Linked DNA regions of Homo sapiens: region 2 is linked to region 1. A link is an interaction called in ENCODE POLR2A ChIA-PET data of the cell type or tissue named here. Cell type or tissue: PC-9. All regions are shown on one strand. Each heading gives the region's core, and the rest is flanking DNA. Links, peaks and the distances in the headings are about the cores only.

Region 1 (6,530 bases), core at 1,099-6,098:
TAGGCTGAGACAACTTTGGCTTATCAATGTTGCTGAATTTGTAGTTGATCAAAACTCCATCTACCAGGGATGTCTACCACTGCTTTTTTATAAACCTCATGTAGGCCCCCACAGGTGGCTACCGTGGGCATCATCCTAACAAAGCCAAGATCTCAGCTTGAGCCCTTTTCAGAACCTGCATGTTCTCTTGTCAATGGCTACAAACTCACTGCCCTCTTTGCCATCTCAAAAAAAAAAAAAAAAAAAAAAAACCACAACACATCAGAAGTCACAAGCACAACTTGATGAGAAACTGAGAGTGGGTATTTACTGGAAAAACTTAACCTATATAATCTACCAATATGGATCAAGCATAATATCTTCACACATGACAACCACATGTAGGCTATAAATTTTTACACAATTACAAATGCAACCATAGGCCGGGCGCAGTAGCTCACGCCTGTAATCCCAGCACTTTGGGAGCCGAGGCGGGCGGATCACAAGGTCAGGAGATCAAGACCATCCCGACTAACACAGTGAAACCCTGTCTCTACTAAAAATGCAAAAATCAGCCAGGCGTGGTGGCACGTGCCTGTAGTCCCAGCTACTCGGGAGGCTGAGGCAGGAGAATCGCTTGAACCCAGGAGGCAGAGGTTGCAGTGAGCCAAGATCGCGCCATTACACCTCAGCCTGGGAGACAGAGTGAGACTCCGTCTCCAAAAAAAAAAAGAAAAGAAAAGAAATGCAACCATATGAGATACACACTCACGAACAAAACACAGACATACTTATAAATGGAATCATTGCTTTGGTTAAGGTACCATCATTGGCACTTTTATTTTTCTAACTTCCAAACTCTGCAACTTTACTATATTGTCTTTATCATAATAAGGTATACATTTTTTTGTAGCAATAGGAAGTTTTTTAGCCCTTATGATAATGGAATTTTCTCCAAAGCACACCATCACATAGGGTGGTTTAATGTGGAAGAACACCCAACATCCTGTTTAAGATGTTTAGAGAAAGATCCAGAACTTTAAACTTCTAAGTGTGGGGTCCCCACAGCCTAAAATTCTGATGGTAGCCCTGATTTTAACGTTCGAGCTAGAAGTAGGGTGCAGAAGTATGTGCTCTTAGACAGTGGCTGTCCATGTGGCAGCTGTTTGATCAGGCTGCAGGAAGTGCTGCTTGACAGAGCCTCATGATGCTTTCTGAGGCTCCATCTGCAGAAGTTGTGTGGTGTTGGATAAGACTCAGGGAGATGCTGCAGGAAGCACGGGCAGGAGAGAAAAAGCAGAAGCTTTGGACAGATCATCGGGCTAAAGCCACAGCTAAGAAAGTGACCATCTCTGGAGAGACCTTTAATGTCTTCTGATGGCCTACCAATGACCTCCACGCTCAAAGAGAAAATTCTGCAATTAAGAAATTAGCTGGGTGAGTTCTGGGAGATTTTAAAAAATTAGTTGAGAATGGAGAAAAGGCTATGAATTCTTTCTTTTTTTTTGAGACGGGGTCTTGCTCTGTCGCCCAGGCTGGAATGCAGTGGCGCGATCTTGGCTCACTGCAACCTCTGCCTCCTCGGTTCAAGAGATTCTCCTGCCTCAGCCTCCTGAGTAGCTGGAATTACAGGCGTTCGCTACCACGCCCGGCTAATTTTTGTATTTTTAGTAGAGATGGGGTTTCACCATATTGGCCAGGCTGGTCTCAAACTCCTGACCTTGTGATCCACCCACCTCGGCCTCCCAAAGTGATGAGACTACGTGTGAGCCACCGCTCCTGGCCAGGTTATGAATTCTTAAAAAAAGAAGGCAAAGGATCTAGACTTTGTTTTTAAAGTTATCTTTACCGCTAGGACTAAGGCAGGAGGTCTGTTTAAGACAAGCCAATCTCTTCTTGTTATCATCTATCCGCCAAAGACATCAAAGTTAGTGGTCCAATAAAAATCATCCCAATAATTTCATCTTTTCTGCAAACTGATGTATCCCCACTCAATACCTAGAACAATATCTGGGATACCGCGGCCGGGCGCGATGGCTCACGCCTGTAATCCCAGCACTTTGGGAGGCCAAGGCAGGTGGATCACCTGAGGTTGGGAGTTCGAGACCAGCCTGACCAACGTGGAGAAATCCTGTCTCTACTAAAAATACAAAATTAGCAGAGTGTAGTGGTGCATGCCTCTAATCCCAGCTACTCGGGAGGCTGAGGCAGGAGAATTGCTTGAACCCGGGAGGCGGAGGCTGTGGTGAGCCGAGATTGCGCCATTGCACTCCAGCCTGGGCAACAAGAGTGAAACTCCGTCTCAAAAAAAAAAAAAAATCTGGGATACCGCAAGTGCTGAGTAAATATGTGCTGAACTAATTAATTCTATCTTTCAAAAACACCAGCTCTAGAGATGAAAACAACCAAGAGATCCCTGTATCTGCTCAGCAGTTACCTGGTTGACAATCTAGCAAAAGCCAAAAAAGAAATTGCTACTAGAGAACACTACTAAGGAAGTACTCTAGTGTACAAAGGCTAATCATGATATAAGCATGTTTCACTAGTAATATTCCTTACATTCATAAATGTAAGAATAAGAGAATGGGCCCCGAGATCAGACTGCTCTAGTTTAAACCCTGGGACAAACTCCATGACCCTAAACAAGGTACTCAACTTCTGAGTCTCAGTTTCCATATCTAAAAACAAAAAAGATGGGTAATAATAGTATTCCCTTCATGAAACTTGTTGAAAGGGGAAAATGAGATATGCGTAGTTCCTGGAACACAGAAGTGCCTAATAAATACTAGTAATTATTCATTTTCATTTTGTATATACCCACAGTCATATCTCTGGGAAGACTACAGGATCATATATTCACTTCTCCTGACCAAAAGAAATGGCCTTAAATAAGAACTAGGCAACAGAATACATTTTTTCCTGAGGGATAAATGAAAAAATAAAAAAATAGCTATTAACACCATATATATATATTTTTTACTCTTCTCAATCTTCATCTCTCTTGACTTTTCTTCCCACATGTAAATAAAACCTTTCCTGAGCTCATGTGACCCTGGTTTAGCACTGGCACTGCTGGCTAGTAGGAGAGAGTTTTTATCTCTGTTCTGCAATAACACTGTGTCCGTGGGCAAGATATTAAACTTTACAGGGCCTCAGTTTGCACATCTGTATGATGGAGGATGAGTATAATGGAGGCAGAGTATATTATCTTTAAATTCTCTTCCAAAGCTAAAAATCCACAAATAAGTGCCCGTTAACTATTATTAGTTCATTCAGGTCAAACACTGACCTAAACTCTTAGAAAGTATATTTTAGCCCTTGTACCCACAAAATGGGTACAAGTACAGCCACCCTCTGAAAGCTAAATTTTGCCTGGCCAGTTTCAAAGGTCTAATTTTAATGACATTGTGGGATAGCAACTGACATGGAAAGATGTTTACAATATACATTTTTGGTGAAAAAGGCAGATTACAAAATATGATCAGCAATATTAATCCCAATTTGGTTAAAATATATATATACCTACACATATATCTGCTTGAAGTGTACAGAATACACTCCGAGTTGTTTATGTTTATAATCGTTCTTTAAAAAATGTTTTCGCTTATCTGTACCTTTATTTTTCTACAAAGAATGCTTATGGCTTCTGAAATAATTCAAACAGGTGTTTTATTTAACAAGAAAGATGGATTTGGTACCCAAACTATAACCATATCCCTCCCTAGAGCAGAGCTCAGCACCCAGCAGGTCCCCCGACAGAGGCACCGACATCCTTTGCACCCTGTGTCTGGGGCTGGGCTGGGGTGGGGGTGCTGCGATGTTTTTAGGTACCAGCCATCAGGTACCATCAAGATGGCCCCAGATCCCTCCCTCCTATTCATCTCAACTTTCAGAGCCATCAGCTGCCCACTTAACTAGCTTTACCAACATGTAATCCCCTGAGCAGAGTTTTCAAAACATAATCAAAGGTCCAAAATTATGGTCCTATATACAAAATTATGGTTTTAACTGTCACATTCACTGATTTAGAATAATCAAGGATAGAAGAATCCATTTTACTCTGGCAGCAATCCAATTTTAAAAGTCAGAGTTAACTACTCGTCCTCATTTTACGCTGTCCGATGCCAGTCCTTTCTGATCATGAGGAAAAAAAAATAAGCTCACCGTGTTTAAAAGCATAATCTTAAAATACTTTATCCAGTTAAGCACTTTTGTTTCCACCACAAAGTGCTGACTCTTGACAGATTCTCTGGCATACTGAAGGCCACCACTGCTGAACCTATCTGATTAGCCAAGAACAAGCTTATCACCAGGTACAGGTATCATTACATCATAAGGTATAAAGGTTGTTCTGGCAGCTCAGTCATCTACCAACAAACAGGTGTCTAAGAAACTGAGATTTCCCAGCTACCAAAACCCATATGAAGAAATAAGCAACAGTTGGCTGGGTGGGGTGGCTCACGCCTGTAATCCCAGCACTTTGGTTGGCCAAGGTGGGCGGGTCACGAGGTCAGGAGTTCGAGACCAGCCTGGCCAATATGGTGAAACCCCATCTCTACTAAAAATACAAACATTAGCTGGGTGTGGTGGTGCACGCCTGTAGTCCCAGCTACTCAGGAGGCTGAGGCAGGAGAATCGCCTGAACCTGGGAGGCGGAGGTTGCAGTGAGCCAAGTTCATGCCACTGCACTCCAGCCTGGGTGACAGAACGAGGCTCCATCTCAAAAAAAAAAAGAAAGAAGCAACAGCATGACATACACCAAGGCAGTTCAGAGAAAGGCAACATGAGGGAAAGCAGTGTAGGAAATAGGAGAGAACAGTTCAGAAGAGTGTCCTGAGGAACTCCTCCCACTGGGTAAGCCAAGAGAAGGTTACCAGACCCAGGGCTCTCAGAAGCACATAAGCCATGCCTCGATGTTGCTCACCTGCATTTCCCGTAATATGATTACCTGGCAAAACCTATATACTTAAAAATACATTGCCTTCTCACCCCTTCCTACCTTTATCTTCTTTTTTTTTTTGAGATGGAGTCTCACTCTGTCGCCAGGCTGAAATGCAGTGGCGTGATCTTGGCTCACTGCAACCTCTGCCTCCTGGGTTCAAGGGATTCTCCTGCCTGAGCCTCCCGAGTAACTGGGACTAACTACAGGCACACACCACCACGCCCAGGTAATTTTTGTATTTTTAGTAGAGACGGGGTTTCACCATGTTGGCCAGGATAGTCTGGATCTCTTGGCCTCATGATCCACCCACCTCGGCCTCCCAAAGTGCTGGGATTACAGGCGTGAGCCACCACGCCCGGCCTTACCCTTATCTTTTAAAAAACCATCCACAATTTAGGACAGAGCCTTATCCTCTGTTACAAAACATGTTTAGAGTCAGACTACAACAACGAGGCATAGTGTCTGCACAGCATTATTTTAATGCAAGAAAACAAAGCTGCCAACTATAAGGATCTGAAAAATGTGACCACTTCAGGCTTATTTTAGACTGAACCACTCCCCTTCCCTAATTATCCCTCAAAGGAAATACATCAGGCACTGTGGGCAAAGAGGGAAACATGTCTAATTACAACATGTGCACTTGGTGGACGAAGAATTTGAACATTCTTGAACTCTGGCCACATTTCAGAAGACTTTCCACTTGTAGTTTAATTTCCCTGAAGAGAAAAGTTTAAAGATCAGTTGCACTTCAACCAGGGTTCTATCAAAAAAAGACATAAAGAATACCCGACAAGCATAGGCAACCAAAGCAAAAATGGACAAATGGGATCACATCAAGTTAAAAAGCTTCCTCACAGCAAAGGAAACTATCAACAAAATGAAGAGATAACCCACTGAATGAGAGAAAATATTTACAAACCATCTATCTGACAGGGGATAACAAGAATATGTAAGAAGCTCAAACAACTCAATAGGAAAAAATCTAATAATCCACCTAAAAATGGAGACAAGATCTGAAAGACATTTCTCAAAAGAAGATATACAAATGGCAAAAAAAGGTACATGAAAACGTGCTTAACATCATTGATCACCAGAGAAATACAAATCAAAACTACAATGAGTGCTCGCTTCAGCATCACATATACTAAAATTGGAAGGACACAGAGAAGATTAGCATGGCCCCTGCGCAAGGATGACATGCAAATTCGTGAAGCGTTTCATATTTTTAACAAACCCTTAAATGTTAAAAAAAAAAAGTATGAGATATCATCTCATCCCAGTTAAAATGGCTTATATCCAAAAAAGATAAGCAATAACAAATGCTAGTAAGGATGTGGAGAGAAGGGAACCTTCATACGCTGTTGGTGGGAACGTAAATCAATACAACCACTGTGGAGAACAGTACGGAGGTTCCTCAAAAACTAAAAATAGAGCCACCATATGATCCGGCAAGCCCACTGCTAGGTATACACCCAAAAGAAAGGAAATCAGGGCCAGGCACGGTGGCTTACGCCTACAATCCCAGCACTTTGGGAGGCTGAGGCAGGAGGATTGCTTGAGCCCAGGAGTTTGAGAGCAGCCTGGGCAAAGACAGCAAGACATCACCTCT
Region 2 (6,530 bases), core at 1,003-6,002, 220 kb after region 1:
TGAATTAATGCAGGAACAGAAAACCAAACACCACATGTTCTAACTTATAAGTGGGCGCTAAATATTGAGCACACAAATACATAAGAAGGGAACAATGACACTGGGGACAGAGTGAGATCTTGTCTCAAAATTAATTTATTTTTATTTTTTTTTTGAGACAAGATTTCACTCTGTCACCCAGGTTGGAGTACAGTGGCACAATCACAGCTCAATGCAGCCTCAATTTCCAGGGCGCAAGTGATCCTCCCAACTCAGCCTCCTGAGTAGCTGGGATTACAGGCATGTGCCACCACACCTGGCTAAATAAAAAAAAAAAAATTTTTTTTTTGCAGAGTTGGAGTCTCACTAAGTTGCCCTGGCTGTTCTCAAATTCTTGGACAAAAGCGATCCTCCTTCCCTGGCCTCCCAAATTGCTGGGATCATAGGCATGAGCTGCCTTGACCACTGACACTGGAGGCTACTAGAAAAGGGAGGATGGAAGAAGGGCGAGGGTTGAAAAACTGCCTATGCTCACTACCTGGGTGATGGAATCATTTGTACACCAAACCTCAGTGACACACAATTTACCCATGTAACAAACCTGGACGTGTACCCCCTGATCAAAAATAGAAGTTGAAAAAAAATGGGCAAAGGATTTGAATAGACTTTCTCTAAAGAAGATACACAAGCGACTAATAAGTACATGAACAGCTGCTCAACATCATCCGGTAGTTTAGGAAAATGGAAATCAAAGCCTCAGTGAAATACTGTTTCATGCTTGCTAGATGGGTAAAATAACAAAGAGACAAAATAGGAAGCACTGGCCAGGATATGGAGAAATCAGAAACCCTCATACATTGCTGATGGGATTGTAAAACGGTGCAGCCACTTTGGAAAACAGTTTGGCAGTTCCTCAAAAATTTAAACATAGAGTCACCTTATGACCAGGCAATTGTGCTCCTATGTATATGCCCAAGAGAAATGAAAACATATGTCCATACGAAAACTTGCACATGAATGCTTATAGAAGCATTATTCATAATAGCCAACAAATGGAAACAACCCAAATGTCCATCAATAAACAAACATAAATAAACAAAATGTGGTATCTCCAAACAATGGAATATTTTCAGTCATAAAAAGGAATGATATACTGATTCATGCTACAGTGTGGATGAACCTTGAAAACATAATGCTAAGTTAAAGAAGGCAGACACAAAAGACCACATCTTGTACAGTTGCACTTATGTGAAATGTCCAGAATAAGAAAATTCATAGCAACAGGAAGTAGATTGGGGGTTTCCAGAGGTTAGAAGAAGGAGGGAATGCAGAATGATTGCTAATGGGTCAGGGGTTTCTTTTTGGAGTGATGAAAATATTTGAAATTAGAGAGAGGGGATGGTTACGCAACCTTGTGAATATGTTAACACCCATGGAATGTGCTTCAGTGGCGAATTTTATGATACGTGCATTAAATGTCAATAAAGTTGTCATTGAAAAAAAAAAGGTTGCGAGGCTGCCTTAGAAGCAGCTGCACTCCCCAAGCAGTGGGTCTAAGGTGCTTATTTTCTGGGACCAGAGGTGAAAACTGATGTATGAATTCTGACCTGGCATCATTTAAAAAGAGATTTTGCCTGGCACTGTGGGGTGTGACTATAGTCCTGGCTACTTGGGAGGCTGAGGCGGGAGGATTACTTGAGCCCAGGAGTTGGAGGCTGCAGCGAGCTATGATCACACCTATGAATAGCCACTGCACTCCAACTTAGGCAACATAGCAAGACCCTGTCTTTAAAAAAGAGAAAAAGAGATCTTGCCCAAGAGGACTGCCTGAGAGTACGATGGGACACAACAGAGAGACAGTCCGTGTGGAGACGGCCACCCCATGCTAAGGTTGCCAAGGGTGATGAATGACAAACCAAAGCAGAGGCCATTCCCCAACTCCAAGTGAAGAGGAGCAGTCAGACAGCTTCCTGGCCAGCCCATCGGAGTAACCAGGAGAGAAGCATCAGCTCAAATCATTTAACATGTTCAGAGAAACTCCAAGCCTGGAGGGTCAGAAGTCCCAGAAAGTGCGGGCTGTGGAGGAGAGGCTCCCAGAGGAAAAAGAGAAGCAGACAATCACCCTCTCCTTGACTGCATGCTTCTGCCTTGAGCAGGCCACGCTGAGGCAAGTTGACATAAAGTCAAGAGTTCCGATGATTATACTGCATGAGACATATTAATTTATAACATTAGTTTTTCTTGTGGCTGAAAGCAATCAGAATATTTTCTTTCTTATCTTTTTTTTTTGAGATGGAGTTTTGCTCTTGTTGCCCAGGCTGGAGTGCAATGGCGCGATCTCGGCTCACTGCAACCTCCACCTCCCAGGCTCAGATGATTTTCCTGCCCCAGCCTCCCGACTAGCTGGGATTACAGGTACGAGCCACCATGCCTGGCTAATTTTTGTATTTTTAGTAGAGACGGGGTTTCACCATCTTGGCCAGGCTGGTCCTGAACTCCTGGCCTTAAGTGATCTGCCTGCCCTGACCTCCCAAAGTGCTGGGATTATAGGAGTGAGCCACCACGCCTGGCCGCGATCGGAATATTTTTTAACTCTTAGAATTAATGAAAAACTATGGGGTTTGCCCAGGTTTCATACATACATGGGTAAGAACTAGCACCACAGAACATCCATCCGGTGCCTACTCCTCAACACAGATGTAATCTGAATAAATCACTGCAGAGAGCGGTAAGTCCTATGATGAAACAATAGTTCAGATGAGAGATGAAGATGTGAAATCAAGTATATGAGGAAAAGGGGAAAACTTAGGTTTAAAAATCGACGAATTTGGCCAGGCATAGTGGCTCATGGGAGCCTGAGGCGGGAGGATTGCTTAAGCTTAGGAGTTTGAGGCCAGCCTGGGCACAGGGCAAAACCCCGTCTCTACAAAAAATACAAAAAATAGCCAGTTGTGGGAGAGTTAGCGGCCTCCGGTGTGGGAAGGCCACGGAGCCGGGCCGGAGACATGGCCCGGGGGCCCGGCCAGCTAGGCAGGCCTCGCCCCGATACGGTCGCCATGCCCAAGAGAGGAAAGCGACTCAAGTTCTGGGCCCACGACGCCTGCTCTGGACAAGTGACTGAGGTGGATTACGCCAACTCGGATCCAGCGGTCGTGAGGTCTGGATGAGTCAAGAAAGCCTTAGCCAACGCTGTTCAGCAGGAAGTAAAATCTCTTTGTGGCTTGGAAGCCTCTCAGGTTCCTGCAGAGGAAGCTCTTTCTGGGGCTGGTGAGCCCTGTGACATCATCGACAGCGGTGATGAGACGATGCCCAGGAGGAAAGCATCTGTGAGAGAACTGTCTCCAGAAAAAAGAAAAGCAAGAGGCACAAAGAAGAACTGGACGGGGCTGGAGGAGAAGAGTATCCCATGGATATTTGGCTATTGCTGGCCTCCTATATCTGTCCTGAGGACATTGTGAATTTTTCCCTGATTTGTAAGAATGCTCGGACTGTCACTTGCACTGCTGCCTTTTGGACAAGGTTGTACCGAAGGCACTACACGCTGGATGCTTCCCTGCCTTTGCGTCTGCGACCAGAGTCAATGGAGAAGCTGCGCTGTCTCCGGGCTTGTGTGATCCGATCTCTGTACCATATATGTATGAGCCATTTGCTGCTCCAATCTCCAAGAATCCAAGCACCCCCAGCACATTAAAGAATTCCAAATGCTTACTTTTCTGGTGCAGAAATATTGTTGGGAACAGACAGGAACCAATGTGGAAATTCAACTTCAAGTTAAAAAAACAGGTTAAAGAGCAAGTGTACAGGAGGATTGCAGCCCCCTGTTCAGTACGAAGATGTTCATACCAATCCACACCGGGACTGCTGCCTACTGCAGGCCACCACCCTCAATTTCATCTTCATTCCGATTGTCATGAGAATGATATTTACTCTCTTTACTATCAATGTGAGCAAGGACATACGGCATCATTGAGTGAGACTGGTGTTTCAAGATTCCCCTGTCCATGGTGGTCGGAAACTGTGCAGTGAACAGGGTGTGCAAGTCATCCTGGACCCAGTGCACAGCTTTCGGCTCTTTGACTGATGGCACCCTCAGTACCCATTCTCCCTGAGAGCGTAGTTACTGCTTCCCATCCCTTGGGGGCAGCCCCGATTCTAGTCCATTAGTAATCAGATTCCAGTTTGGACAGGGCGGCTGGATTATATATCTGGTTAGTAATGTACATGCTCTTCAGGTTCTAGGGCTCCTGTTAGGGGAGGGAGAAATGTTGAATCAAGAGGGAAAACAACTACTATGATTTATAAACATATTTTAATGTAAAAATTTGCATTAAAAAAATAGCCAGTTGTGGTGTCGTGTGCCTGTAGTCCCAGCTATTTGGGAGGCTGAGGTGGGAGGATTGTTTGAGTCTGGGAGGACCAGGCTGCAGTGAGCCGAGATCGCCCCAGTGTACTCTGGCCTAGGCAGCAGAGTGAGATCCTGTCTCAAAGAAAGAAAGAAAAAAATGGACAAATTTGAGCAGCAGATTAGATGTGGGAAGTAACAAAGAAGGAGACATCAGAGATGACTTTAAGTGTCTAATTTGGGAGATCAGGTGACTGATTGTCATTAACAGCTGAAGGAAGGAGGGAGGAGCAGATATTGGTGGAGGAAAGGAAGATACAAAGTTTTTTTTTTTTTTTTTTTTGAGACGGAGTCTCGCTCTGTTGCCCAGACTGGAATGCAGTGGTGCGATCTAAGCTCACTGCAAGCTCCGCCTCCCGGGTTCACAACATTCTCCTGCCTCAGCCTCCTGAGTAGCTGGGACTACAGGCACCCGCCACCACGCCTGGCTAATTTTTTGTACTTTTAGTAGAGACGGGGTTTCACTGTGTCAGCCAGGATGGTCTCCATCTCCTGAACTTGTGATCCGCCTGCCTCGGCCTCCTAAAGTGCTGGGATTACAGGCATGAGCCACTGCGCCTGGCCCCTCAAAGTTTTGTTTTGGACATGCTGAGTTTGAGGTGCATGTGTCACAGAAGGGTCAGAAGCCAGGAAACAGTTGGAAGTGCAGCCTAGAGCTCAGGTGACAATTCGGGTGGAATAGCTTTTTAAATTTTCAGGACATTGGCCAGGTGTGGTGGCTCACGCCTGTAATCTCAGCACTTTGGGAGGCTGAGGCAAGCGGATCACCTGAGGTCAGGAGTTTGAAACCAGCCTGGCCAACATGACGAAACCCCGACTCTCCTAAATATACAAAAATTAGCCGGGTGCGGTGGCGGTCACCTGCAATCCCAGCTACTCAGGAGGCTGAGGCAGGTGAATTGCTTCAACCTGGGAGACGGAAGTTGCAGTGAGCCGAGATTGAGCCACTGCACTCCAGCCTGGGCAACAGAACAAGACTCCATCTCAAGAAAATAAATAAATAAACAAACAAATAAATAAATTTTCAGGACATGGATAGCAAGGGAAGCACAAAGCTAGATAAAATCACATAGGGAGAAAGAGCATAGGGTGAGAAAAGGGCTTGAGAATGAATCAACATTTAATGGTTAGTGGAAGGTGCCAAGGCAACTATAAAGGAGAAGGTAGAAAGATCTAGAGAAAAAGAGAACATGTAATCACACAATCAATACAAGAAATGAGTGAGGATGTCTGAGCCACACAACCACTCCTTTCAGTAGTACAAACAAAATAAATATTGGTGATGGCGGATCCAATAGTAATAAGGTGCTGTTTTTCATAACATGTTAGCTAACACTCTTGACCAACTGATAAGGAATGTTGCCTGAGCAAATGGTGAACTTGCAGCTTACCTTTGCCTGGTGATTCCTTGAAATGTGTGACTTGAACTTGCAAGGTAATTGGATCGGGTTCGGCTTTGGACCATCGTTCGGAATGAAGTGAACTGTTGACTTCTGGATCATTTATAAGATCCCAAATACCTTAACATGGTGCAGAAGGCCCTTCCTGCTGTGGCCCCTGACTCTTTTCTAATCTTATCTCTCACTGTTTCCCTTGCTCATCCTACCCTTCAAGCAATCCAATTACTTGAATATGCCAAGTGCTCCCTCACGCCTGCATGGCTTTCACTATGCTGTTTCTTCAGCTTGGAATACCAGTCTCTGGTCTAAAACCCTTTGCCAACTTCCCCTAGTCTTGGAATCATTTCAAATCTAATTGTGCGCAACACTATCTTTACCTACTGATGAAGGGAAACAACCTCACAATAGAGCTTCACACTACTTAAACTCCCCGTGAGAGAAAGAGTTAAAATCTTAGCGAAACCCCAGCTTTTTACAATTTTGCTGGACACTGTGTCCTATTTGATATGCATGCTATCAGCCCATTTGACCAAAGCCAGATTTTTTTTTTTTGAGATGGAGTCTGGCTCTGTCACCCAGGCTGGAGTGCAATGGCATGATCTCAGCTCACTGCAACCTCTACCTCCCGGGTTCAAGTGATTCTCGTGCCTCAGCCTCCTGAGTAGTTGGGATTACAGGTGCGCGCCACCACTCCCATCTGATTTTTTTGTATTTTTAGTAAAGACGGGGTTTTGCCATGTTGCCCTGGC

What was found. Peaks named below come from ENCODE experiments on the same cell type or tissue, not always from the same donor. Only the 100,000 strongest peaks of a DNase experiment are listed, where the experiment ranks them.
Region 2: POLR2A ChIA-PET joins it to region 1 with 5 read pairs; 5 of 35 experiments call an interaction of 5 or more read pairs at or near these places.

What each region holds. Positions count from the first base shown.
Region 1 is chr5:32,303,621-32,310,150 of GRCh38, forward strand. The region is part of intron 1 of MTMR12 (myotubularin related protein 12); the gene reads right to left. It also overlaps the pseudogene RNU6-378P. Among named protein-coding and RNA genes, the nearest start is that of MTMR12, 6.1 kb to the right of the region's middle. RefSeq lists a silencer at 6,362-6,522. In PC-9, for the core only: no CTCF peak of the experiment used is centred there; no DNase peak of the experiment used is centred there.
Region 2 is chr5:32,519,774-32,526,303 of GRCh38, forward strand. All of the region lies in intron 2 of LOC124900954 (a long non-coding RNA gene), which reads left to right. It also overlaps the pseudogene TMEM183AP2. Among named protein-coding and RNA genes, the nearest start is that of SUB1, 63 kb to the right of the region's middle. In PC-9, for the core only: CTCF peaks have their summits at 4,135 and 4,336; a DNase peak (open chromatin) is centred at 3,148; H3K27me3 peaks cover 8 bases.